7 separate regions of the Homo sapiens genome follow, and regions 1, 2, 3, 4, 5 and 7 are each linked to region 6. Evidence: chromatin loops called from intact Hi-C (ENCODE). Cell type or tissue: sigmoid colon. All regions are shown on one strand.

The links. Hi-C counts contacts between places; a loop is a spot of excess contacts. Peaks named below come from ENCODE experiments on the same cell type or tissue, not always from the same donor. Only the 100,000 strongest peaks of a DNase experiment are listed, where the experiment ranks them.
Region 1: a loop joins it to region 6, with 11 times the contacts of the local background. A loop is called at or near these places in 23 of 110 quality-filtered maps.
Region 2: it touches region 6 in a loop (4-fold over the local background); 9 of 110 quality-filtered maps call a loop at or near these places.
Region 3: it touches region 6 in a loop (2.6-fold over the local background); 18 of 110 quality-filtered maps call a loop at or near these places.
Region 4: a loop joins it to region 6, with 2.0 times the contacts of the local background. A loop is called at or near these places in 21 of 110 quality-filtered maps.
Region 5: it touches region 6 in a loop (3-fold over the local background); 11 of 110 quality-filtered maps call a loop at or near these places.
Region 7: it touches region 6 in a loop (2.1-fold over the local background); 3 of 110 quality-filtered maps call a loop at or near these places.

What each region holds. Positions count from the first base shown.
Region 1 is chr9:107,170,443-107,174,442 of GRCh38, reverse strand. It overlaps the pseudogene LOC644661. Among named protein-coding and RNA genes, the nearest start is that of RAD23B, 110 kb to the left of the region's middle. In sigmoid colon, a CTCF peak has its summit at 2,085 (motif pointing right); a DNase peak (open chromatin) is centred at 2,072.
Region 2 is chr9:107,041,969-107,045,968 of GRCh38, reverse strand. All of the region lies in intron 4 of LOC340512 (a long non-coding RNA gene), which reads left to right. Among named protein-coding and RNA genes, the nearest start is that of ZNF462, 180 kb to the right of the region's middle. In sigmoid colon, a CTCF peak has its summit at 1,757 (motif pointing right); a DNase peak (open chromatin) is centred at 1,878.
Region 3 is chr9:106,700,103-106,704,102 of GRCh38, reverse strand. No RefSeq gene overlaps it. Among named protein-coding and RNA genes, the nearest start is that of LINC01505, 86 kb to the right of the region's middle. In sigmoid colon, no CTCF peak of the experiment used is centred here; no DNase peak of the experiment used is centred here.
Region 4 is chr9:106,953,242-106,957,241 of GRCh38, reverse strand. The region is part of intron 7 of ZNF462 (zinc finger protein 462); the gene reads right to left. Among named protein-coding and RNA genes, the nearest start is that of ZNF462, 92 kb to the right of the region's middle. In sigmoid colon, no CTCF peak of the experiment used is centred here; no DNase peak of the experiment used is centred here.
Region 5 is chr9:106,283,158-106,287,157 of GRCh38, reverse strand. All of the region lies in intron 3 of LOC107987108 (a long non-coding RNA gene), which reads right to left. Among named protein-coding and RNA genes, the nearest start is that of MIR8081, 320 kb to the left of the region's middle. In sigmoid colon, no CTCF peak of the experiment used is centred here; no DNase peak of the experiment used is centred here; H3K4me3 peaks cover 373 bases.
Region 6 is chr9:106,860,539-106,864,538 of GRCh38, reverse strand. ZNF462 (zinc finger protein 462) reads right to left here and starts at 1,373. Exons shown (of 13, transcript NM_021224.6): 1 at 1,184-1,373. In sigmoid colon, CTCF peaks have their summits at 1,461 and 1,668 (motif pointing right); DNase peaks (open chromatin) are centred at 458, 1,468, 1,878, 3,738 and 2 weaker places; H3K4me3 peaks cover 4,000 bases; H3K27ac peaks cover 3,679 bases.
Region 7 is chr9:106,623,025-106,627,024 of GRCh38, reverse strand. All of the region lies in intron 1 of LINC01505 (long intergenic non-protein coding RNA 1505), which reads right to left. Among named protein-coding and RNA genes, the nearest start is that of LINC01505, 9.0 kb to the right of the region's middle. In sigmoid colon, no CTCF peak of the experiment used is centred here; no DNase peak of the experiment used is centred here.

The DNA of each region.
Region 1 (4,000 bases), 310 kb before region 6:
CCCATAGCCAAGCAGCCTAATGGGCTGTATGGGTCTTCTTGATGCCAACTCCCACTGGACTCTCCAGTCTGGCAGTGCAGCCATTGTATACTTGGCTGGTCTGCACCAGCACCTTACACAGCAGCTAGCAAAACATAGCAATATTTAGTCCATATTGGGCCCATGAAAATGAAAAGGTGATATCCTATTCCTGTAGAGAGGAGTGATCACTTCCTTGATTTTGCTGATGCACATCCATCTCTGTTTCAAATTGAAAGTGCAAGTTCATTGCAAACCATCTCTGGCAGAATTGTCACTTCTGAACAATCAACCACATTTGGAATTTGGCTCCATCAGACACTGCTCCCTGTCTAGTACCAGGGACTATGGTTGATTCTGTTTCTGTTGACAGCTGTCTTCTCCAGTCCTAGCTCAACTCTTATCCCTAGTCCCACATACAGTGTTTTCATTACCACCTTGCACAGCACAGTCATGCATAGTTTTACCACAGGGACACGTTCTGAGAAATGTGTCATTATGTGATTTCATTGTTGTGCAAACTTCCTAGAGTGTACTTACACAAACCTAGACGATACAGCCTACTATACACCTAGGCTACATGGTTTAGCCTAGTGCTCCTAGGCTGCAAACCTGTATAGCATGTTACTGTACTGAACACTGTAGGTAACTGTAACACAATGGTAAGTATGTATGCATCTAACTTATCTAAGCATAGAAAAGGTATAGTAAAAATGTGGTATAAAAAATAAAAAATGGTATAGCTGTATAGGGAACTTACCACAAATAAAGTTTGCAGGACTGGAAGTTGCAACTCTGGGTGAGTCAGTGGTGAGTGAGTGTGAAAGCCTAGGATATTACCATACTTTTGTTGTTGTTGTTATTGAGACAGAGTCTCACTCTGTTGCCCAGGCTGCGGTGCAGTGGCACAATCTCGGCTCACTGCAATTTTTGCCCCCTCGGGTTCAAGCGATTCTTGTGCCTCAGCCTCCTGAGTAGCCGGGACTACAGGTGTACACCACCACTCCTGGAAAATTTTTGTATTTTTAGTAGAGATGGGGTTTCACCATGTTGGCCAGGCTGGTCTCGAACTTCTGGCCTCAAGGGATCCACCCACCTTGGCCTCCCAATGTGCTGGGATTATAGGCGTGAGCCAGGGCGCCCGGCTACTGTACATTTTTATATGACTGGCAGCACGGTAGATTTGTTTACAGCAACATCACCACAAACGTTTGTGTAATGACATTACAACAGCTATGCCATCACTAGATAGGATTTTTTCAGCTCCATTATCATCTTATGGGACCATTGTTGTATACGTAGTCCCTCACTGACTCAAATGTCCTTATGTGATGCATAACTGTAGTTGCATTTTAACTCATCTGTCTTCCCTATCAGACTGTGAGCTCCATGAAAGCAAAAACCTCTTCTGGTTTTCTCCTCATTGTATTCCCAGCACTTAGCACAGCGGCTAGCAAAACATAGCAACATTTAGTCCATATTTGATCCATGAAAATGAAAAGGTGATATCCTATTCCTATAGAGAGGAGTGATCACTTACTTGGTTTTGCTGATGCACGTCTATCTCTGTTCAAACTGAAAGAGCAAGTTCATTGCAAACCATCTCTGGCAGAACTGTCACTTCTGAGCAAGTGTATGTACAAAGACCTTTGCTCATTACAAAACAGGAGTCGTAATAGAAATTAGTCCCTTTGGTTTATTTTACAATTGTATTTAATTGCTCACCATTCTGCCAATTAATCAAGCCTTCAGTTGCCCTAAGTATGGAAATTTTTTAAAGAGGTGGATTAAAGGAGAAATTGCACTTGATGGGAGAAGATGAGGCCATGGCTCTGAAATATCTTTAAGTGAGTCACAAAGTATTTTTAAACCTTAGTTTCCTCATCTGGAAACTGAGATAGTTGAACTCAGTAATCACTACTTTTCTTTCCAGGTTTATGGTCCTATTAACTTATAATTTTGTTGCACTAATGCAAGTCTCCAAGCATGCTCTTTCTGTCTTGTGTTTTGGCCAAATCAGAACCTCAGGGTTAAGCCTTTGCATGACTTTTCATATGTTGCCACCAGGTGGCAGGAGTGTGCCACAGTCCTTTGGTCTCATGCATAAAGAGCATGAGCATCAGAGGTGGACTTAGGATGGTAGCTTTCTGAGCTAGAAGGGCAGAGTCTTTGAGTTTTTGAAATAGCAAACCCTCTTGTTTATGAAAACACATTCGCTTTTATGCAAAACAACAATTTGAGGGTTAGCAATGACCATATCTAGAAATGACCAGGGACCAAGAGTTTCATGGTCCAGAATTTTAAGGACATGGTCCCCAGCCCCTGGTGATCTTCTCACTCCCACTTTATACCTGAGTAGGTCATGGCAGCCCATCACCCCAGCAGCCACTGTGGAATTCAGTGTCCCATGAGGAACACCACGGGCTGAACCAGGGTTGATAGATTTACACTGTTTCTTTGCTCCTTCCTGTCTCTTTCAGGGAAAGAGATCAGGGCTAAGCCCACCCAAATTTAGGGTCCCTAAGTCCTTTGAAAAAAAAACTTTAAACTATTTGCCTAATTATAGTAAAGTTTTACCTAAACACAAACTCAGCAAGAAAAATTGTCACCCCCTGTGATGGTCAGTTTTGTGTCAACTTGTCTGGGCCGTGGTGTGCCCAGATATTTGGTCAAACATTATTCAGGGTGCTTTTGTCAAGCATTATTCAGAGTGTGTTTTTGGATGAGATTAGCATTTAAATCTGTAGACTCAGTCAAGCAGATGTGGCCCTCCCTAATGTGGATGGACCTCATCCAATCAGTTGAAGGCCTGAATAGAACAAAAGGCTCTCCTTCCTCCAAGTAAAAGAGACTTCTTCCTACCTAAGTACTTTCTTCAAACTGCACAATGGCTCTGTCTGGGTCCCAAGCCTGTCAGTCTTCCCCCTAGAAGCTCACCATCAGCTCTCTCGCATTGCTAGTTTGGTAACTCACCCCGCAGATCTGGAGGTTTCTCGGCCTCTACAATCACATGGCCAATTCCTTAAAATAAATCCCTTTGTGTGTGTGTGTGTGTGTAATATATATAAATATGTATAGTATATATAAAATACGTATATTATGTGCATATATGTATATGTAAAATATCCCATTTCTTCTGTTTCTCTGGAGAACTCTCACTAACATACTCCCTGGCTTGCCATTCATCCTTTGGCTATGCTTTCATTTCACACATGTATACTGAGAACCTATCTAGTACTAGGCCCTGTACTAGGCATCTGAAATAGAAAGGTGAAGCCAGCTGCCCGACTTAACAGATTCAAGAACAAGGGAAAAGACAGTACAGAAATGAGGTGTCACAGAATAGAAGTCAATGTGGAGCTGGGGAAAGCTAAGAATGACCAGATGCTGAAGAGGAGAAATGTAAGCTCATTTCCTGATGATGCTACTTGTCCGCTGCAGAAAAACCACAACAATCAGGGCACTGTAAATTAGTGTGTTGATGACATTGTCAAAGGCATAAATAGCAACAATGTGGAAAGTTAGCTCCAAGCTACTCAAGCTGCCAGGAAACTACTTTCTAGAGGAAAACAGCCCCGCCCCCGCCCCCCACCACCCCCCGCCCCACAAAGACAACTTAATCTGGGCTGGTTTGATTCCAAAATTTGTGTCTTTCTTAGGCAGAACTGATTGTAGTCCCATTCAGTTTGAATCTGCCTGGATGCTCACTAACATTGCTTCTGGGAATCAGAACAAGCCAAGGTTGTGGTAGATGGAGGTGCCATCCTAGCATTCATTTCTCTGTTGGCATCTCCCCATGCTCACATCAGTGAACAAGTTGTATCGGCTCCAGGAAACATTGCAGGTGATATAGCTCAGTTTTCCGAGACTTGATTACTAAGTACAGTGCCGTTGACCCACTGTTGGCTCTTCTTGCAGTTCCTGATATGTCATCTTTAGCATGTGGTTACTTATGTAATCTTACCTGGACACTTTCAAATCT
Region 2 (4,000 bases), 180 kb before region 6:
CAGAATTGGTGTGTGCCAGGGCCTGGATTCAAATTCAAAATCATCTGGCTCCAAAACTAGTACTCTTTGTACTAGCCAGGAGTTGCATTAAAAATGGTAGCCCTGGGCCGGGTGCAGTGGCTCACACCTGTAATCCCAGCACTTTGGGAGGCTGAGGGGGGCAGATCACAAGGTCAGGAGATCAACACCATCCTGGCTAACACGGTGAAACCCCGTCTCTACTAAAAATACAAAAAAATTAGCCGGGTGTGGTGGCGGGCGCCTGTAGTCCCAGCTACTTGGGAGGCTGAGGCAGGAGAATGCCGTGAACCTGGGAGGCGGAGCTTGCAGTGAGCCAAGATCTTGCCACTGCACTCCAGCCTGGGTGACAGAGCAAGATTCCATCTCAAAAAATAAATAAATAAAAATAAATAAATAAATAAATAAATAAATAAATAAATGGTAGCCCTGGAATGAGAGACAGGAGAACTAGTTTCTTTTCAAGACTTGTCCCCAGCCTTGCTCTATGTCCTGTGACAAGTCACTTAACTGTTCTGGGGCTTGAGTTAGCAATGTTAACAACACAGATCTTGGAACAGAAAATCGGAAAGATTCCTTCCAACTGGACTATCTCGCTGTATTAATGCTGGCGGTGCTCCTAGCCACCAGTTGTTCCAGAAATCAACCTCTGAAGTGCTAACTTCTGAAGGGATGCTCTAGACTCCACCCAGCTCCCCAGGGAAATATCCCTTGCCAGAGAGTTCTTTATTCCTACCTGAAAGCCACAATGATGTATCTGAGAAGAACAGAGCTTGATTTAGAGAGGAGGAAATCCACAGACATCAAAAATCACCAATAGGGCGGCGCCATCCTCCTTGCCAGTTCCTGGCCTCTGTGCCCAGCTGCTCCCCGAGGCATGACCCCAAGCCTGGCTCTCTCTGCCCCTCTAGGGCCCTTCTGTAGCATCTGCAGAAGGTTTTAGGCTGAATAGGTCTCCCTTACTTTTCTGATTGGCTTGTGTGTCCCCAGGGTCTGTACAAAAGCAGCAGCTCAGCAGGACCTCAGCACCGTTTGTGAAATGAATTGGTAACACAATTATCCATCACTCTGTGGCTTTATGTCCACTTAGGCTCTGCTGAGTGGTGTCTTCACTTCCCAGAAGGACCTGCTGTTTTCTTCCTGAGCATCAATTTTTCCTTGGGAGCCAAACCTTGGTTCCTGTAGTTCACAATCACAGAAAATGCAAAAGAAAAATTTAAAAATTAATGAAGCCCTTCTCTCCTAGAGCTCACCTTGTCAGGCTCCTGGCTGGGTGGAAGGATGGAAGTTAACTTTCTTTGCACTCGGGGAGAGCACGTCTGGGGCCTGGTGGTCTGCCCAGTTCTGCCAAGCAGAAGGAAGGCTGGACTTCCCCGGGGTCCATACCTTGGCCTAAAGGCCACTTCCTTTATTTCGCTTTGGTTTCTTTGACCTTTTGGCTCAATACACAGATTAAGGAGAGGGGCCTAAGGAACAAATCCTCTCCAGTGCCACATGGATTATTCTGGAATTAGGCCGCTGCTGTCAATTTTATTTGGTGATCCCAGTTGGATCTCCAAATTATACCTGTAATTTGGTGCACTCTGTGTATTGCAGTCTGTCAGAGAAATCCTATAATTATTTTTTAAGTGACAAAGTTTTAAGGAACAGCTAAATAAATGTAGCTAAATTTAGTGCACTGTCTGTACAATGAAATGTGGCAGGAGGCAGAGATATGATCAGTGGCTGGTGGAAAGAGAATTTTGCTACTATCCAAAAGGTGGCAGCAGAAATTACCTCAATTAACTTAACAAGAAGCCTGTTCTACTCTGCCAGCCCGCCCGGGAACCCTGGCATGCACCTTTTCTCTTTCCTGCCAGGATTCCAGGCCTTCCTTACCAAGCTGTCCCCGGCTCCATCTGCTGCTCCCGTCTGAGGCTGATCCCCTTGCCCTAGTCACGTCCTGCCTCCTCCCTGAGATACTCCAGCCCAGCATTCCAGAAGGAACAGGGTCAGGAGTTCACACCTCCAAGAAACCTCAGTGCAGATCAGCATCTAACAGGGAGATCAGATAGACAAAGCAAGGGCCCGTTTCTGCCCTCTACATACTCCATAGAAAACGAGAGATTTTCTACAAACCCAAAAGCATAAGATCTTGGGAGGAAACATGATCCATACCTCATCTAGCTGTTCATTTAATTGTTTTTGTTTTTTGAGATGGAGTCTTGCTCTGTCGCCCAGGCTGGAGTGCAAAGGCGTGATCTCTGCTCACTGCAACCTCCGCCTCCTGGGTTCAAGTGATTCTCCTACCTCAGCCTCCTGAGTAGCTGGGATTACATGTGCCTGCCACCACACCTGGCTAAGTTTTGTATCTTTAGTAGAGATGGGGTTTCACCATGTTGGCCAGGCTGGTCTGGATCTCCTGACCTCAAGTGATCTGCCCACTTCGTCCTCTCAAAATGCTGGGTTTACTGGCATTAAGCCATTGTGCCCAGCCTAAGCTTTTAATTTTGAGAATCTACTCTGTGCTGGATTTTTAAAATGACTTAGATAAGTGAATGATTCCTTAAGAAAATATTTATTTTGCTCTTACTATGCGCTACATACCCTTCTAGGTTCTGGGTTTACAGCAGTGTACAAAAGGGAAGTGCTTGCCTGCAAGTAACTAACATTCTACTGGGGACACTAAACAAGATAAATAACAAGATAAATGGAAAGACTACATGCTTGGTTATAAAATTACGTGCTTGAGAAGTACAAAGGAGAAAGATAAAACAGGATAAAGGGCATGAATTGTAGAGGAGGCTGCTACACTTTTAGATGTGTGGCCAGGGCCAACCTCGCTGAGAAGGACAAGGACATGAAGGTGGTAAGGAAGCAGCCCTATACTGTATGAAAAGACACTGAAGAGGAAAATGTTAAGTGGGCTGTTGGAGAAACAGAATGAGTACTGCAGGCTCCTGCTTGAGAAGGTCAGGGGGAATTGGAGAAGAGAGATATGTTTAAAAACTAATTACTATTCTAAGTTCAATGTAGTGGTTTAGGCCAGGGATCAGCATACTATGTGTTTTTGTACAGCCTGTGAGCTAAGATTGGTTTTACATTTTTAAATGGTTGGGAAAAAAATCAAAAGAAGACTATTTTGTGACACATGAAAACTATATGAAATTCAAATTTCAGAGTCCATAAATAAAGTTTTATTGGAACAAGGCCATGCTCATTCATTTATATATTTTCTATGGCTGCTTTTGTGCTATAATGGCAGAGTTGAGTAGTTATGATAGAGAACATATGCCCTGCAAAGCCTAAAATATTTACTATTTGGCCCTTTACAGAAAACATTCACCAACTCCTGCTCTAGGCAATACAAGAGAGTGGTTAGTCTTTGGTTTTGGGGTCAGGAGCCCCTGATTCCAGGCTTGGGTAGGGCCACCCCTTGGTGGTTGTAAGACTTTGGGCAAATGGTCTATCTACTCTGTGACTTTTTCCTCATTTCTGAGATAGGGACAAAAGTGCTGTATTATTAGTCCATTTAACGTTGCTATAAAGGAATACCCAAGGCTGGACCATTTATAAAGAGGTTTATTTGGCTCATGGCTCTGCAGGCTGTACAAGAAATATAGTGCCAGTATCTGCTTCTGGTGAGGGCCTCAGGAAGCTTTAAATCGTAGCAGAAGGTGAAGGGGGAGAGGGCCTGTCATGTGGCAAGAGAAGGAGCAAGAGAGAGGGGAGGATGTGCCAGCCTCTTTTTAACAATCAGATTTTGCATAAACTAATAGAGCAAGAACTCACTCATTACCATGTTACCACCAGGAGGGCACCAGGCCATTCATGCATGAGTGATCTGCCCTGGGGACCCAAACACCTCCCACTCAGTCCCACCTCCAACACTGAGGATCACATTTTAACTTGAGATTTGGAGGGAACAAATATTCAAGCCATATCAATTACCTACCCTCTTAGGATAAGAATGAGAATTGAATGAAATAAAAAAAATATGAAA
Region 3 (4,000 bases), 160 kb after region 6:
AACTTTGTCTTTGATCTTGCTGAATCTGGCTGCGTTTGAGACTGGATGATATGCTTTGCACAAATGTTTCTGGAAACGAAGACCACTGACTAGCTTGCCCAAGTAAACCAGAGAAACAATACTAATTGGGAAAGTCTTTTCCTGCTTACTTGGAGCCATGTGAAATGAACTTTCTTAACTCCAACACTAGCTACCTGTGTGACCTAGGGCAAATTGTTAGCTTTTCTGCCTTATTCTCCGTATTCCTCATTTGTAAGGGGATTGGGGAGGCAAATACTCTCTGTACTATTTTGTTTCTCACTTAGAATGAGCCTATGAAACAAAGCCTTAGTTTCTCTAGATTACATTATTGGTAGATGAAAACTTTTTTTTACCCCATCTCCTGAAATACAAATAAATACGTACGGTATTATCAAACCCTAATTGGAGTTTCTAATGATTATCTTAAATTTTGTTCCATAAAAAGTGAAACAAATTCAAACCAAATACATTATCAGTATGAAATAAGTAAAATTTTAGCCTGGCTTAGCAATGAAATAGAACAGCCTGGATGAAATGGAGGCCATATCTACAGATGCTCTAAGAAAGTTCAGTCTCACATAAAAAAAAGCAAGTCCCGAAGAGTATGCAGGTCCAATTCTCATGTTTTTAAAATTTTTTTTTAATTTTTAATTTTTGTGGGTACATACTAGGTATATATATTTTTGGGGTACATGAGATGTTCTGATTCAAGCATGCAATGTGTAATAACCACATCATGGAAGATGGAGTATCTATTTCAGCAAGCATTTATCCTTTGTGTTACAAACATCATGGTCTTTTTTAAAGCTTCCCTGCCTGTCCCATGTACTATATGGTTCACAAGGGGACATCTTTCACTTAGGTCTACAGTTTTAGTTCTCACCACTTACTCTGAATTATTCATTGATGTGTGCTCTGTTTTGCTGCGGATCCATCCTGCTACTAATCTCAGTGTTTATTCACTCGTTCCTGTATTTGCTCTGCCCTTTGGATTTGATGGTGGATACCGTGGTCCCAGCAGGATTTCCGTAAGATTTCATTTCATGCAGATACACTACTTTAGGTGTGCCTGCTTGAAACTGGCCTTGGACTCTATCCATGTGAGCTCTGCTACTCTGGGCATGATGCTTAACCAGTTTTAGCTGGCTTCCTTGAGTAGCTCTTGAACATGATAATCAATACTAGGTAAAATAGGAGCAGTTAGAATCAGAGGTCTAAGAAGATTTTAATGGAGTTTCTGATGGATGAGCAGGGAACACAGGCATAGGTGATATTCCAAAATCTAGGTGTGCAGTAGGAATCAATGATGTCAAATAGCTACTGGCAAGAGTTCAAGGTTTGGTTCTCATTCCTGATGGGGATGAGGGTTCTGTATTAGTCTGTTCTCACACTGCTCATAAAGACATACCGGAGACTGGGTAATTTATAAAGGAAAGAGGTTTTATTAACTCACAGTTCAGCATGGCTCGGGAGGCCTCAGGAAACTTACAATCATGGTGGAAGGGGAAGCAAACACCTCCTTTTTCATATGGCGGCAATAGGGAGAGGTGCCGAGCAAAGAGGGAAATGCCACCTGTAAAACCATCAGATCTCGTGAGAACTCACTATCACAAGAACAGCATGAAAATAACCACCCCCATGATTCGGTTACCTCCCACCGGCTCCCTCCCACAACATATGGGAATTATGGGAACTACAATTGAAGATGAGATTTGGGTGGGGACACAGCCAAACTATGTCAGGTCTAACAAGGTTAAGGTTCTAATGGCTCCAGGGATCCTGTTAGCCCATAATAGTAACACCTATTAGAAAACATTAACATGTCAGCATCTGTACTTACAGGACCATAATAGTCGCATTTCAGATAACGAATCCTTGCCACTGTGAGACATTCTTTGGGCAGTTTGTAATCTCTGAAGAAATGCAATCATGATCCTTAGTCTGTGGCTTAGTGCCTACTGGGGCTGAACTCTTTCTACCTGGCCTTTTCCTGCAGGTGGCAAGCCCAACTCACTTGGCCCAAAGAAATCATATTAACAAGGTCTTGGACATTTCAATGTTTTCAAACTTGGTGGGCCAGGTCATCTACATGCAGTCAAGGTTTCTGTGTGAAGCAGCCAACAGAAGGTTTATTGTTGAGAAGAGTGGAGTTGAGTAATAGGTGAGTGTGCGAGGACAGCATGGGGGTATGGGAAAGTAAGTGGGAAGGAGTCCAGTGCAAGTCAGGAATGAGTTAGGGGTGATGGCACTTCCTGGAAACTCAGTAAGTACTTGGGGATACATGCATGAATAAACCACTCTTTCCAATTTTCCCCAGACTCAGGATGAAGGATTAAGGCTGAAGATCAGTTATTCACACTGAATTCCAGGTTATGGTTGGACTATCAATGGAGATGACTCAATGTTTAGTCCTAAGGTGAGAGGCTACTGCTGCTTTGTACCTCTAACCTCAGTTCAAGTTGGTCTTTGGGTGTTGAGTTGTGGGAAGAAAAAGATGTGAGTGGCGGGCTGGAGAGGGCTTTTCAGGGCAATGGTTTTCAGCGCCAGCCCATTTCTGGCAAATGTATTACTCTCTAGGCAAGTGTCTATTTGCTGTGTTGATCCAACACAACATTAACTTCTGAAACAGTTGCATTCGTTTTGCCAATTTTCCAAGTTTAAAACAGGAATGGAGTTAATAAAGTAACAGAGGCATTTTGGATGGTGAAACTCTAATTTTAAAATGCCCACATGTGTATAATTTTCCACTTTCTTTCTAAATTCCTAATGCTGGAAGGAGTCTTAGAAACCCAAACCTCTTGTTTATAGATGAGAAAACTTAGGTCATGAGAAGTAGACGATTTGCTCAAGGCCACACAGCTAGCTAGGGAAAAGCCAGAGTCAGAATCCAAGATCTGAAGCTTCTAGAAAGTGCCTTTTCAACCCTATCCCAATCTTCTAATTTATGAATGGAGACCATTGAGGGGATTTGAGATGCTGCTTCAGCATCAAGGGCAACTGTATCCATGTAGAATCATGGTCATCTTTTCAGGGAAGTTTCCAAAAGATTTGATAAAGCAGTTGGGAGGATTTATCATCAGCTGATATTTTACTTTATATCAGCTGTTTTATGCTGTGATATTATTTGTCATCATAAGCTGATTCATTCATGTGTTTGTTCTACAAATACTTGTGAGAGTTGGCCATGGACCAGCACCATTGTAGAGATGAGAGAGAAGGTAATAGTGGTGAATGAGGCATCCTAAAACCTTGCCCTTGTGGACACTTCAGCTTAGTAAAGGATTTGGGAGACTATTTTTTAAGTCCTGCTTCATTTTACCTCTCCAAGGACCTCTGTTGGACTGTATCTTTACCCAGCTTCCTGCCATGACACTCTATTTGATAAAGACAAACTTTAAAAGAGTGAAACAAATGCTGGTTCCAGATTTAACCCTTAGTCAAATATTTCATGGTGAAACTACTGTACTGTCTCTGAAAACAAAGCGAGAGGAGCTTGAAAAGCCTTAAATGTCAGGAAAGTACAGGAGCTACCCAAAGCAGGAGAGTGTTTTATTCAAGGCCTCATATGTTGGTAAAGTCAGGAAGAGAAGTGGGTTCCTAAACTCTTATTTTTTTTGCTCCGTTACAAGAATGCATTCCTCTAACATTTAAACAATATTCTCAAAATTCAATAACACTTCTAAAAACTTAGATTATTCCTAACACAGTAGGAAAGCCTACTGAAAGGACCACCATGTAACTTGCTCACATGGAGTATATTTGTTCCCTGTTATCACCCAAGTCCCTGACAAACTGTCCTGTACAAATAGGCACTCAATATATGAGTTTAATGAACCAATGGATGGATGTTATGAGCATTGATATAAGATGTTAATTTACATTGTTCACTCATAGACATCTATGGAGCACAGTTTGGAAATTTCCTGCAGAATCATTATGCTCCTAGCAGAGCTTTGTGTAGGGTTTTTGAAAATTCTGT
Region 4 (4,000 bases), 93 kb before region 6:
CGACAATATTGAAATTAGGCCAATGACTAACCCTAGTAGAATGGCCTCTAAGTGTTCAAGTGAAAGAAAAAGTCACACGTCTCTCGCCTTAAATCAAAAGCTAGGAATGATTAAGCTTAGTGAGGAAGGCATGCTGAAAGCTGAGACACGATGAAAACCAGGCCTCTTGTGCCAAACAGTTAGTCAAGTTGTGAATGCAAAGGAAAAGTTCTTGAGGAAAATTAAAAGTGCTACTCCAGTGAACACATGAATAATAAGAAAACAAAACATCCTTATTGCTGATTATGGAGAAAGTTGTAGTAGCCTGGATAGAAGATCAAATCAGCCACGACATTCTCTTAAGCCAAAGCCTAATCCAAAGCAAGGCCCTCATTATCTTCAATTCTATGAAGGCTAAGAGAGGTGACAGAGCTGGAGAAGAAATGTCTGAAGCTAGCAGAGGTTGGTTTATAAGGTTTCAGAAAAGAAGCTGTCTTCAAAGCAGAAAAGTGCAAGGTGAAGCAGCAAGTGCTGACGTAGAAGCTGCAGCAGATTATCCAGAAGATATAGCTAAGAGAAGGGATGAAGCTGGCTCCACTAAGCAACAGATTTTCAATGTAGGCCCCACAGACTTTTATTGGAAGAAGATTCCATCTAGGACTTTCACAGCTAAGGGGAAGTTAATAACTGGCTTCAAAGCTCCGAAGGACAGGCTGACACTCTTGGTACAGACTAATGCAGCTGGTGACTTTATGTTGACAGCAGTGCTTTTCCCATTCAAAAAATCCTTTAAAATTATGCTAATTGTACTCTGTGCTCTATAAATGGAACAACAAAGCCTGGATGATAGCACATCTGTTTACAGCATGGTTTACTAAATATTTGAAGCTCACTGTTGGGACTTACAACTCAGATAAAAAAGATTCCTTTCAAAATGTTACTACTCATTGGCAATGAACTTCATCACCCTAGAGCTCTGATGAAGATATACAAGGAGATTAATGTTGTTTTCATGCCTGCTAACACAATATCCACTCTGTAGCCCATGGATCAAGGAGTAATTTCCATTTCAAGAGTTACTATTTAAGAAATACAGGTAATAAGGATTCAGTTGCCATAGATAGTGATTCTTCCGATGAATTCTTCTGACTTAGGCAAAGTAAAATAAAACACTTTTCGAAAGGAATCACCATTCTAGATGACATTAAGAACATCTGTGATTCATGGGAGGACGTCAAAATATCAACATTAGCAGGAGTGTCGAAGAAGTTGATTCCAACTCTCATGGATGACTTTGAGGGGTTTAAGACTGTGGTGAAGGAAGTAACTGCAGGTGTGGTACAAACACCAAGAGAACCAGAATTAGAAGTAGAGCCTGGAGAGGTGACTGATTCTCATGATAAAATCTCATGATAAAACTTGCAAAGATAAGGAGTTGCTTTTTATAGAGGAACAAAGAAAGTGGTTTCTTGAGGTGAAGACTACTTTTGATGAAGATGTTGCGAACACTGTTGAAATGACAACAAAGGATTTAGCATATTTCATAAACTTAGCTGATAAAGTAGTGGCAGGGTTTGAGAATATTGACTCTAATTTTGAAGGAAGTTCTACTGTGGGTAAAATGCTATCAAATAGCACTGCAACAGCACTGCATGCTGCAGATAAAACTTTTGTGAAAGGAAGAGTCAATCAATGTGGCAAACTTCATTGTTGTTTTACTTTAAGAAACTGACACAGCTACTCCCAATCCTCAGCAACCACCACCCTGATCAGTCAGCAGCCACCAACATCAAGGCAAACATCCTTCATTAGCAAAGAGATTATGAGTCACTGAAAGCTCAGATAATCATTAGCATTTTTTAGCAATAAATCATTTTTTAATTAAGATATGTACATTTTTTAGACATAATGCTATTGTATACTTAGTAAACTACAGTATAGTGTAAACATGACTTTTATGTGTACTGGGAAACCAAAAGATTTGTATGACTTTTATATTGCAATATTTGCTTTACTGAGGTGGTCTGGAACCAAACCCGCAACATCTCCAAGGTATTCCTGTATGTTAGATACCTGATAGATACAAAGATAATCAGATCTCATATTTCAAGAGCTCTCAGGTTGTTAGGGGAGATTACAGCAACACACACTAAGATGAGTGAGTGCTCAAACAATCAAACAAATGCCCATGAGTCCATTATCTGTTGTTAGTAGCGTGGCCAGAAGACAGTGGGGCTCTGGAGTCAGAAAAGCATTCAAATCTTGATTTACTACTTTACTACCATGACTATTTACAGGACACAACAAATTTTCATTTTACATTTACAGGACATCTACTCTAGGAAGGAAGCAGCCTTATATTCATTGTTCAGAATAAAAAAATAACAAAAACCCTGCTCCTAAAGAGCTCCCTCCTGGTAATATTATGGAGTCAGTAGACTGAACTACATGTTCTTAAGAGAGGTAGGGCACAGCATTGAGGGATTTCAGAGGAAGAGTTGACTCACATCTCGGGAGATCACTGTTGCATCACAGAAATGAAGGAATTTGCAAGTGGCTTTGAAAGACAGGTAGTACCTGGGCATGTGGAGATGAAGGAAAGGGGACATAACATGAACAAAGGCAAAAGGATGAGGAGAGAGATGCTCATTCCAGTTAGGCTAGAATATAGGGAGAATGAGGCAGCTGATGGAAAGAGAAAAGGCTGGGTATAAACATGGAGAATATTGACTGAGTTTTTTTTTTTTTTCCTCTTTTAAACAGGCTGATATGGTTTGGTTCTGTGTCCCCACCCAAATCTCATCTCTAATTGTAATCCCCACGTGTCAAGGAAGGGACCTTGTGGGAGGTGACTGGATCATGGGGACAGTTTCCTCCATGCTATTCTTGTGACAGTAAGTGAGTTATCACAAGATCTGATGGTTTAGAAGTATGGCACATCCCCCCCTCACTCTCTTTCTCTCTCCTGCCACCATATAAGATGTGCCTTGCTCCCCCTTTGCCTTCCACCTTGATTATAAGTTTCCTGAGGCCTCCCTAGCCATGTAGAACCGTGAGTCAATTAAACCTCTTTTCTTTATAAATTACGCAGTCTCAGGTAGTTCTTTATAGCAATGTGAAAACGGACTAATACACAGGCCATGCAGAGCTGTTAAAGACTTCTGAATAGGAGGATGATTTGAACTCTTAACCTTGCTTAGAATAGAATGAATGGAGGACTTTGCAGGTGGGATAAACATGGTAATTAATGGCTTAGGTAAGAGATGAGGATGGGAAGGAGGGAGATGGATGTGAGAAGAATTAAGGCAATATAAACATCAGGACTAAGCAGACAACAAATGACTGGTTGATGGAACGTGGGTCCAACAAGACCTGGAGTGGCAGAGGATATTAGCTAGGTCCCAAGGGCTCTGGCAAAGGGACAAGTTTAGTAGGAAATTAATGAGTTCCATTTTAGAACCTTTGAAATGAAGGTTGAATGAGACCCGCAGGTGGAGAAGGTAGGGAGCAGTTAGAACAGAGGGTCTCAGACTTAACATGAGAGGTTAGCACTGGAAGTATTGGTGGCATCAGAAGAGGGCAAGTTGACTTCATATATCTGTAAAGAGAGAGAGAGAGTGCAAAGAGAACTGAGGACGAGAACCAAGTACATGTAAGGGGAGCAGGAGAAACATGGCAAAAACAAGGTAAAGGGAAGGCATGATCAGAGAGGCTGGAGGAGAGCCTGAAACACATAGCAAGACCAAAACCAAGGGAAGAGAATTTCCCCAGGAGGAAGGTCAGCAGTTTTAAATGCCACAGACAAAAAAAGAAGGATGAGGCAAGAGCAGAGGCCGTGACCTTGTTTGTCTGAAGTCACTGATGATCCTTGTGAAAGCTATTTCATTATAGTCATAGGGATCAAGGTCATGCTGCAAGGAATTCCAGAGAGAGGGAGGGGGAGCCAAGGAGGCAGCAGGTGTAAACAGCAAGAAGGAATGACTCCTTCCCAGAGAAAATGCCACTGCAGTTAGCCCGTATT
Region 5 (4,000 bases), 580 kb after region 6:
TGTTGGAATCCACCCTGGCCCCTGCTCATGTGAATACCCTGGCACTAACCCCACTCAGAGGAAACGAAACCAATTTGGGAAAGCGAAGAGAGAATAAACATGCAATTAAAATGGCCACTTCTCCTGGTTTCTTCCTTTAGTTCTTTTTTTAACACTGCATCCCATTCTATAATCTGATGATGAAATGGGCCTGGTTAATTATAACAACATACAAAAGATCGCTGTCTTTTCCCCACAGTGACTATGCTAGCTTTGAATTTCTTTTTTTTTTTTTTTTTTTTTTTTTTTTTTTGGTGAGGGGTATGAGCAAGGGGGAGAGAGGTGGATAAACTTCAAGTAAAGCCGTCATTTTGGAAGAGCCACTATTTTTATACTGTTTGCAAACCCTTCACCAGAGTGAACATTACAGAAACGGCACTTCCCTTTCCATTTATCTATCTTCCTCCTTTATACATAGATAGACAAATAAAAATGAATCTTTCCAGAGGCAGCATGCATGCCACTTCTATATATTCTTCAGATGGCTTATTTTTATTCAGCTTAAAGCATAACCTATCATTTTTATTCAAGATTCCATCCAGCCTCTCTCTCTCTCTCCAAGCAAGTCTTCAAGAAGCCCTGCTGCCCTGCTTTGTTCCAGAGACTCTGCTAAAGGCCAAAAGATGGAGATAGCACACCCATCTGGTTTGTTTTCACATCCTCAGAGAAGGGGTTGAGAGAGCCCCCTCCAGTGGAAGGAACAAGGTGGTTGGGAATCAGCATTACCAATCTTCTCTTTGTTTGTTTGTGATTAGCTTCTTGTGCTCATCTCAGAAAGACTCTCAATATCCATGGGGAAATAATACCACAAAAGGAAGCTCACCCAGCAAATGGGAGAATGGTTGTCAGTACTTTGAAATCCTTACACTGAAAGATTCAATTTTGGTGTCAAAAAAAAATAAGCATCTCACTTCTCCCTTCATCCTTTTTTCCTATTCCCCTTTCCCCCTCTACTTAATTCTACACAGTGTGTGAATTTTATATGCATCAACCTGAAAGCATCTGCTAGAAAATAACAGCCAACCTGTATATGAAATAGGAATAGATTCCGTGTCAGAGCAAAATTAAGACCTTGACTCCTCATCGTTTTCATAATCTTAACATCATGTTTGGTGAATAAATACCACAGGAATACGAAATAGCAGTTGAGGAAAAAAATGAATATTGAAATTTTTAAAATGGCCAGTGTCCAAAATAGTAATATTCACAGGGAAGTGTTTTGACATCTGAGATCACCTCCATTTTCTTTACAGCTGAGCATGCTTGATTTGGTAGGACTGATTTGAACAGACACATTATTACAATGGATTTCAAATGGCTCTCCTCTTTTTTACCCCCTCAATTTCTACAATTACCCATCACTCCAATTTCAGAAGAAAAGCTTAAAGCACAAAATTTAAAGTCAGATGATCTGGGGCTAGAATCCTTGTTTTGTCACTCTCCAAATGAGTAGATTTGGGAACCTGAATTAATCATTCTGAGCTTCGGTTGACAGCTATAAAGTTGGGGAAAACTAACAGACCCATTCTTACAGAGTAGTAGTCAGTGTTTAATAATAATATATATTTTTAGATGACTTATAAAGTCATGATAATTATTATAGCTAATACTTATTGCACACTTAAAAATGTATCACTCATAGTTTTGACAGTTTCACACATATTAGCTTATTCACTATGAGATAGGGTTATTGGGAAAATTAAATAAGTTAATTCATGTAAATGAAGTAATACATTTAGGCCTAGCACATGGTAATGGAATTATTATTAGGCCTTTTACACAGATGAGGAAACTGAGGCAAAGGGAGGTTAAGTGACTTACTCAATATTTCAGATTTAGGAAACAGAAGAACCAATATTCTAACAGACCAGGCTGGCCCCAAAGCCTATAATTGTAATCACTGTACTATATGTTCAAGCTCTTTGAGCTCTTTATAAAGTATAAAATATAATATATAAATATATTTTATACATATGTGTGTATGCAAACACATACACAGTTAATTTCCCATATTAAAACATAAAATACTCAGATTAAGTTTCCACCACCCAGTCCAACCCCACAAGTAAGGAATGAACATTGCAACTGGGGACTGGCCTGATTTATATCCTGAAATCTTCATATTCTCATCTCAGTACCCTTCCTGCACATATTTTCCTTTCTGGCTGATGGGGGTTGTTCAGCTGGGCTTTGTGTGAGTTACAAAGCTGCAACAATTACATGAGGGAGTCCAGGAGCATGTTAACCACAAAAAAAACAGTTGTCATAAACACTGTGCACCTTATGCAGTGCTTCAGTCTTTACGTAAGATTAATTAAAGAGCAGATGTTCTGTCATACCCTGTGTTAGGTATGGTTATCTTTGAGATTCCAGCTTCTCCATTTGCTGGGTTTTAATTTGCATCATTATGCATTTTGAGCCTGGGGCACGAGTAGTCAAGTGGTAAACATTAGCTATACTGCACTGTATTTCCAAATGCACCTTCATTATTAGGCTGACTAATAGAATTCAATTCTATTTTCAGCCGAATCCTCTCAATTTTCATTTGCTTTTGACATGTTACATGGCAGAAGGAAAGAGAAGGGAAAATGAAGGAGAGAGAGGCAGCTACAGCACTCTTTGTGCATAGGCCTCCCATCAGCAAGAGAGCCCCCTCCTGATGGGTTTTGACCATGCACCAGCATCACCTTCCTTTTCCACATAGCTGCGACAATCCTAAAATTTATCCTCTCGTCCTCATGTTAGAGGTTGACACTCCAAATAGGGCAAGATGTCTTTGCTTTTGTTGTTAAAAATTGGAGGCACCTAAGTGTATTCTGATTTTCTAAAGGCAACTACTGAAAATTGATGTCAGAAAACTTTTCAGGCCATGATCAAAGTCTGATATGAATTAATTTGTCATTATAACACAGCCCCACTTGCCAGGCATTTCAGGCCAGGACTTGGGAGAGGCAGCAGATATCTGGGTTGACAATTTCATTTAAAGGACAGAAAGCTTTCTGCTTTCTTTTCATTGGTATCTTGATTTAATGAACACACAAACAGACCATCGCCATATGCTCCAAATACCAGCTTGCTGTTCTTCAAGAAGCAGCTTGGGAAAATGCCAAGGCAAGAAGCTTGGAAGAAACTTGAAAAGGCTTCAAGACATATCTTTGTAGCCTGGGATAGCAAATGCACCAGTGATTAATTACGCTGGGGTTGGACGTGAATAGGAATGTCAATAAGGCGTTCATAGCACTGCAACAGTGGGCATGTTGGCCTGATAATAGAATCCTTTCTGTTTTCATTTCCTGAGTTTCCTTTCTGTTGGTAACACATTCACATTCGGGTCAGAGATATAAGATGGCAATGTCATGCTGCTGCTCATTATAGAATCATTAGATCAGGTGCAACCACAACCAAGGAGGAGGTGTCCCTAGGAAACAGGAACTCCAGAATTTGTGCCAGAGAACTCTTATCTGAAGAGAAATCCATAACTGTCTCTTGTCGCAGAAATCCTCCACTATCTCACCGACTGATACTCAAGAGCAGTAAGGGGTAAGGGGGTGGCTTTCCTCTGTTGACAACATCTCATGTAGAATCTCCCCAGATGACTTTGAAAAATGACTCCCCTCCTTCAGAATCCAGAGTTAGAGTTTGTTGAGGTGTTTTGAGTAAGAAAAGTTACCTTATTCCATTTTCTCTCTTACAAGAAGAAGGTGAAGGAAGAATAGGAGAGGAAGAAGAAGAAAAAAGGATTTTTATTCAGAGCAGAACACTTAATTGGGTCTAATAATAGGGAAGCACTTGTGGAATTTCAATATCAGAATATAGAAAAGCTCATTTGAAAATGAGGATTTCAACTCAAATCTTGGGGCTTGTGTGATCTACTTCCCAATTCAACTTCTAGATTTCTTCCCTCCTACATTCCCTGATGTGATGATCAGCCCATGTGCATGTTGAATGGCTTTCCATCAAC
Region 6 (4,000 bases):
AGTCTGGACTGGAACCAAAGCAGACAGCTTGCAAATGGAGGACAGGGAGATAAAGAAAGGGAAAGAGGGGCTGCTCCAATGGGGGGCGGCTGCGGCTTCCCCTCGTGCCTGGAAGGAGGGCAGACCCCTGGGAACTGCACCAGGAGTGAGACGCCCCCCCAGGCCCCTGCCTTCCTTTCTCCCTTCCTCAGAGGAGAGCCAAGCGTGTGTAATGGCTTCTCCTCTCCAGAAACCGTTGTCCTCCTCCACCAGACGCTTCTGAACCTCCAGCCTGGAGACAGCTCCTCAGCCGCTCCTGAACCTGCGCCCCCCACCCGGCCGGTGCCCCCCGCTCCTCGCCTCTCTGTTCACCAGCAGCACCGGCACCAGCAGCTGCAGCAGCCACCCCCCGACACATCCCGACCCCGCATCCCAACTTCGGGGAGAGGGAGAGAGAGAGAGAGAGAGAGAGAGAGAGAGAGAGAGAGAGAGAGAGAGAGAGAGAGAGAGAGAGAGAGAGCCAAATACCTGAGGAAGAGGGGGGCTGCCAATCCGCACGGCTTTGCCATCGGGCGGGGGACAGGCAGACAGAAGGGGGAAAGGAAGGAGAGGGACAGAGAAAGAAAGAGGTCAACCCGCTCAGGTCGGGGCCGCTCGCACGGAGCTCTCCCTCCTCTGACCCTCGCTCGCTCCCTCTGGCTCTCGGCTCAGGTCTCCGGCCTCCCGCCCTCCGCCCCCCTCTGTCCCTACTCCTGTCCCCACACTCGGAGCATCCGTCCTAAGCCTCCAGCTCTCTTCTCACTCATCTTTCATTTTCTCTTCTCTTCATAGAACTACACGAAATTAATTAAGCCACCGCGCTCACTCCCCCCAGCAGGAGCAGCAGCCAGCAGGAAAAGCACAGCCACCTCCACTGCCACCACTACCACCTTCTCCTCCTCTTCCTCCTCCTCCTCTTCCTCCCTCGCTTCTCCTCCTCCTCTTCCTCCTCCCCCTCCTGCTCTCCCTCCTCCCCCTCCTCCTCTTCTCTCTCGCTTCTTCTCCTCTTCCAACAGCCAGTCCATGCAGGGGACTTCCTCTCCTCCCCGCTCCTCCAACCCTCCTTGGCCGAATGAATGAGCGCGTTTGTGCCTCCACCACCCCGCGCTCTCTTCCCCGGAGCACTCGGACCACCCCGAGGTGGTTGTTAATTGCAGTAACTTACAGAAGAAGCGTCCCGGCGCCGGGAGGTGCTTCGGGTTCTCCAGCCCCACCGCCTCCTTATCCTCTTTCTCTTTCTCCTCTTCCTGCTCGGGTTATTGTTGTGGAAGTTGTTTGGGAGTCTCATGTGCTTCTGCCGGGTCTCAGCAATGGAGGATCGCCATCTTCCCTGCCTTCCTCGGCTCCTCAGACTCGCTGCAGCTGCAGATGACCTGAGATATCCGTCTCTCTCCCTCTCTCTCTCTCTCCCTCCCTCCCTCTCCCTCTCACTCTCTCTCTCCCCTCTCTCTCCTCTTCTCTCTCCTCTCCTCCCTCTCCCTCGCGCGCTCTCTCTCTCTCCCTCCCTCTGTGTCTCTCTCTGAATAATGAGCAACCAGGGGGAGAGAGAAAGCAAGACAGAAAGAGAGAAGGAAGACAATCTTCTCCTGCCACACAAAACGCCGGAGCACCAGGGGGTGCGCGAAGCCTTTCTAATAACAACAACAACGTGCAGCAGAGAGGAAGGAAAAAAAGAAAGAAAGAAAGAAATGAGGAAAAAGGCTAGGGGAAAAAAGAGGAAGAATTATCCAAGAGCTCGAGAAGAGCAGAAGGAGAAGCTGGAGGAGATGCTGAGGCTGCTGCTGCTGTTCCCCCTCCCCCCTGCTGAACCCCAGAAGGAGGCAAGGTGGTTGCAAAGTTAAGGCTGGGACATTGTCTTTGTCACTCAGAGCCAGGCCAGTGAGATGCAAGAGGAGGAGGTGGCGGCGGCAGAGGAGGAGGAGGTGGTGGTGGAGGAGGGGGAGGAAGAGGAGGAGAAGGAGGCAAAGGAGAAGGAGGCAAAGGAGAAGGAGAAGGGGAAGAGGGAGATGAGATGATGAATAAAGACCTGCGGAGAAGGCGGTGCGAGGAGCGCGGCCGCCGGGCCGAGGCGTGCGCGCTCGCGTCCCGGTGGCGCCCGGCAGCCCTGGCCCGCAGAGGAAGCCCCCGGTGAGGACCCTGCCCGGCAGCTCATAGCGCTCCCAACGTCAGCCCTGCCCGAGGCGCCGAGCCCGAGCCCCAGAGGGTCCCTTACTTGCATCCATCTAGAGGCCAACCTTTGCAAAGAACATACGTGGGGAACTGGAGGTTGCAAGTATAAACCCAGATCAACCACGTGGGGCTTTTTAATCCCTTTCCAGCTTGCGGTGTGAGTATTTCCAGTGAAAAGCTCAAATTGTCCATTACTGGCACGTATTTTGAAGTCTTCTCTCCTGAAATAAAGGCTCATTGTGCGTTTTATTTCTTTCCTGATATGGAAGGTGGGGGGGTGGAGGAGGAAAAGAGCCCATCATTCCGAGCTTCGGAACCACCACTTTCTTTTCCTAACTTGTGAAATGTTTTGACTGCGCACCAAAAGAAAAAAAGAACGCCTGCTTAAATAACTTTACACCCTCCAGCCCCGCGTTGTTTGCACTTTCTGGCTGATCATCTAAAGGCTCGGAAAGTAACAATCAGCGCTCTTAATGATAAGGTGTCATGGTGTTGAAGACACGCGAGCCAAGATGAAGCTTTCACACCTTGAATTTTTATTTAGTGTAATCTCTCCCGTATCATTCTGAACTATCTCTTTTGCAAAGGAGTGGTTCCCCCCCTCCACCACCAGGTCGAAAGTCTCCTACGGTTTTAATTGGACTGGGAGCGGTGGGGGTTGGGGATGGGGGTTCTACAGTATCAAAAAAATCAATGCAGCAAGTCAGGAGCAATTGAAGTTCAAGGGCATGGGCTGATTGTACCATTTCTATTTCTTGGATCTTGGAGTTGGACATCAACAGCCTCAGGAGAGAGAAACGCGCAGCGCGCGGGGCAGAAAGAGACCTTAATTAAAGTTTCTTTTGTCCGCGTCTGAATTGGGGATGTTGCTGGATTCCTTTGCATTGAGGAGCGCGCATCCGGTGAAGGCGCGGTGTTAAGGATCCTGGGCAAGTCTGTCCTCTTTAAATACTCGCCCTTTCTCCTCCCTCCCCCCAAGCAACAGTCCGAGAAGATATATACCTATAAATCCATACAATAAAGGAAGAGGAGGAGACGCGCGCGGAGTTGGTTCCCATCCGATAGCGGGGCTTCATAAACAGATCTAAATCCTCATTTTCCAAGATTTTCCCGACCCTATATTCCTGAGCAGAATCTCTCACCCCGAGGCACGATTTCACCCACTTCCAGTCAACACTTCCTGCCCTTTTCTCCTCCCACTCACATTGAAAAGCTCGGGATCCCTAAAAGGGTGTTGATGGCGGGGGTGATAAATAAATAAATAAATGACACTCTACGCGTGCGGTGGAGAAGAAAGGAGGGGGAGGGAGAGGAAAGGCGAGGAGAGGGAAGAGAAGTAAGGAGACGAGAACAAGGCGCAGAAAGGACAGAGGCGAAAGGGGAACGGGAGTCACCGAGAAGAGAAAGAAGAAAGGAGAGAGGAGGAGGACGCTGAGGCTGTTCCGGATTGAAATGATCCCGGCTTTGTGCGGCTTTGGGAGGACTCCCCCTTCCGAGTGCCCGGAGGGACCTAGGGAAGTCCTCCTGCCCCGAGCTCCTCCCCACCGGGACCCGGGGGGTGTCTGAGCGCTGGCCGCCGCCACCCCATAAATTCCTCGTGGCAACCGGAGGAAGCGCGCCAGGTCTCCGCCGTCCCTCCACTGTCCCGGCTGATAATTTACCTCTTTGTCTTTAATAAAAAGCTGACTTTTTCTGTCAAGCTCTGCACCGGGAAAATAACAATCGTATTTCAGGTTGAAAGCTCCTATTACTGCTGGGTTTTGGAGGCTGCGATAAAATCTTCATCGACGTGAAGGTACCTTCTGGGTTGGCT
Region 7 (4,000 bases), 240 kb after region 6:
GTATGCAGCTAGCGCAGTGTGCCTGTTAATCGTATTCAGTCAGGCTGACTGAAGAGGAGAAAGGACTAAAATAAACATTTCACTTAACCTTTACAATTCGTATATTTTGATTGTCCCACCAGCTTTAGAATACCCTTCTCTATGTAATCGCCAGCCATTTTCTATGCTTTACACATACTTGACTCCTTTCTGTCTGTCTTCCCTTCTCCTCCTACCCCTATCATGCTTCCCTATCCCTGTTTTCTACCCCCTGGCACTCCTCACATCGCTGCCTTCAGCCCTGAGTCCCTGTCTAGCCTCTCTTCTCTTACCCTACTTGTGGACAGGAAGCAGGCTCCAGAGGGGCTGAAAGGGACCTCAGACATGATCTACTCGACATTCTGCATGCAAAGACCTCCAGAAAGAAGAGAAGGCATGAAACTCCATAAACCATGGAATAAGGAAGGTGACAACATCTTCAACACACAGGAAACAAAGAAAGAGGAAAAGAAAATAGTGAGGTGAAACAGTAAAGTAAAAGAAAGCTTTTATCCTGACATTCTTACCCCACTTAAGTAAAAACAAACAACAACAACACAATATGATGCAGTCAAAGCTATGAAATTGGAAATACTTTTTGCATTACTGTCTTCAACATGGCAATTACAAATGCAGTGATTAAACAAGAATAATGCAAGGAAGTTGGGGTGAACAAAGCTGTGGAGTTTAATCGACAGGCATTGTCATGGGGCATCTCCTTGGTGGGCAAGTAGGGAGTTATTTTCAGGTTGATCCGAATCAGGAAGTTATATATCCCACTGAAATGTGAGCAACATGAAAATCTCTCTGTTACCACAAGCAGTTGGTGAGAACCCAAGGCCCCTAGAACAGATTTGTGCTGTGCTGTTCAATTTGGTAGCCACTAGTGACATGTGGCTTTTGGGCACATGTAATGTGACCAGTCCAGATTCGGATGTGCTGTAAGTATGAAATATACACCAGATTTTGGAAACTTAGTCTGACAGGGAAAAAAGAATGTAAAACATCCCATTAATGATTTTTGTGTATTGATTACATGCTGATATAATATGTTTGATACTATATATAGTTCCACAAAATATATTATTAAATTAATTTTACCTTTCTTTTTAATGTAGCTACTAGAAAATTTGAAATACGTATGTGGTTTATATTTGCAGTTCTCATTATATTTCTATAGAACAGAACTAGATTAGTTTCAGAGTTGTAATTAGGACCAAACAGAAAGAGAAATCCTATCCAGAATAATAATCAATATACCCAGTCTAGACAACATTGGAGAGTATTTGAGGGAGAAAAGTGTCTTAAGATTATTGTTGATGAAATCTAGATACTCCAAGTGAACTTTGAGCAACTGTAGTTGGAACCAGAGGAAACAGGCCAATGTTAGTAGCCCATGGTAACAGAAACAACCACTTGGTGAGGAAGTTGTATGTGGGAAATCCAGGCCAGGCCAGCCAGAGACTTTTTCCTCTTTTGCCATGTTTGTCTAAGGATATTTTTAGTTTTAGACGAAGAATGGAAAGTTCTCATGAAAAACCCATTGTTATCTGTGTATCACATAAGGCACTGCGTACATTGAATACAACAGGTTATACTTAACAAACTAATTAGTTCTGCACAGACCAGGCCTTCTGTGATGCTCAGTGAATCCTTTTGCAGGCTTCATTAAGCTCCACTTCAAGGACTCTCTTCGGGTATTCCCATGGCTCTCCATCTCAACTTGGTTCTACCTCAGATAAAATTCCACAGACCGGAGTGTCTGAAAAAAGTGAGCTGTCCCTCTTACAGAATGTGGCTTCAACCAGGCCCATCTAAGCAAGAGATGCTTCAGGGCCTATTAACATTCCTGTCCAGTTAAAAGAAATCCCAATTTTTCAAGACCCAGTGTAAAAAAGAGTCTGAATTTAAATAAGATCTTTGCAAACCCAGCATTCCAAAAGGAAATGCACACATCAAGCCATCAGGGTAACCATGTAAGTGCGGTTTACTCCAATAGAGGGGATTTAGTGAGGATTTCAACTACTCCTTCTGTGTCCTAGAGTTACTATTTACAGTGATTGTGGCTATAGACCAAGATGAGTTCCCTTGGGTTTTTAGTTAAAAATATAATAATATTTGTTTTAAACTAATCAAGCAATCTAATACCAGAAACTATTCTCTTCTTGGTCTTTAGTCTTCACTGTTTCCAAATTGCAATATGAGAGTGGAAGATGTGGCCATTTTTAAACCTGGGAGAGAATAGATGACTGTGAGTCTTTTATATGTCTAACATAAACACAAACTAAAGGAAGCTATTACAGAATGAAACCGAAAAGCCAGATCTCAGCTCTCAACTGTGAGATACAACATAAGAGACTAAATTCTTTTAGATTCTCTCTAGAGATACTCAACCGAGATATATATTTTCCTTATAGGTTTAACAGGGGGAATACTCCAGGTAGGGGCTAGTCCCCATCTCTAGGTACTTGCTGTAAGCATATGTATTACAGTTGCCTGATTCAACTATGAGCAAACCCTTGTTTGTACTGACCATTGAAGATGTCTACAACCTATTATTTTTCTGCTTTGTTCTGTTTTTCAAAGGTACAGATACAAACATAAGGTTTTCTAATTATGCTCATCAACATAAATTACTGAGATTTGCCAACTTTCCATTTCATAGGGTTTTTTTTTTTTGTCTGTTTGTTTGTTTGTTTATGAGATAGGTTCTCATTCTGTCACCCAGGCTGGAGTGCAGTGGTACGATTACAACTCACTGAACCTTCAGGGCTCACACAATCCTCTCACCTCAGCCTCCTGAGTAGCAGGAACTACAGGCATGTGCCACCACAGCCGCCTAATTAAAAAAAAAATTTTTTTTTTTTGTAGAGACAGGTTTTTGCCATGTTGCCCAGGCTGGTCTCCAACTCCTAGGCTCAAGGGATCTGCCTGCCTCAGCTTCCCAAAACACTGGGATTACAGGCATGAGTCACCATGCCAGGCCCATTGGACAGTTTTTCACAGAATTCATATCATGTTCTGACCTTAGTATTCAAGTTTCTTATTTGTATTACAGGCAATTGAGTTTCCGATCTCTGCCTTGAAAGCTGTGAGATCTTGGGCAGGTTGTATAGTCATTCCGAGACTTAGTTTTACTTATCTGTAAAATGAGGATAATTGTATTGTGCTCACATGGAGATTGGATGGGTGAGACATGGTCTACATACTCACACACGGGACAATTTTCTCACTTTCTGTAATTGCCTAGCACACATAGTAGAGATGCAAGTCATAGCTGCCGAATAGCCACTTCTTAGACCCACTTCTAAAAGGCTATGTTAAGAGACAGATGCCAGCAACTTCAATTTTCTCCCACAATGATGGGAATGTTATGTGATGTTGCCGCTCATACCAACAGGAACTCTGAGCAGGGGAAATAATACTCAGGAGGGCTTTGGGTTGGTTCCTCTAAGTCAGAAACCCAAGGAATAATTGCTAAAATGTTTTTAGCTCTCAGTGTGTGCTATCTTATCCCAGAGCTTTATTTTACAGGATGTGGGCTGTGTTGGGACCCAGGTTAAAAATAAGACTGTTATTATCTTAATATTGCTCAATTCATTCATCAAAAAATGTATGAAGCACTGGCTGGGCCTAGTGGCTCACACCTGTAATCCCAGCATTTTGGGAGGCCGAGGCAAACGATCACTTGAAGTCAGGAGTTTGAGACCAGCCTGGCCAACATGGTGAAACCCTGTCTCTACTAAAAATACAAAAATTAGCCGGGCGTGGTGGCACATGCCTGTAATCCCAGCTACTCGGAAGGCTGAGGCAGGAGAATTGCTTGAACCTCGGAGGCGGAGGTTGAAGTGAGCTGAGATGGCACCACTGCACCCCAACCCGGGTGATAGAGCAAGACTATCTCAATTAAAAAAAAAATGTATGGAGCTCCTACAGGTGACAAGCAGTGTTCTAGGAACTGAGACTATAGGTGCAAACAAGG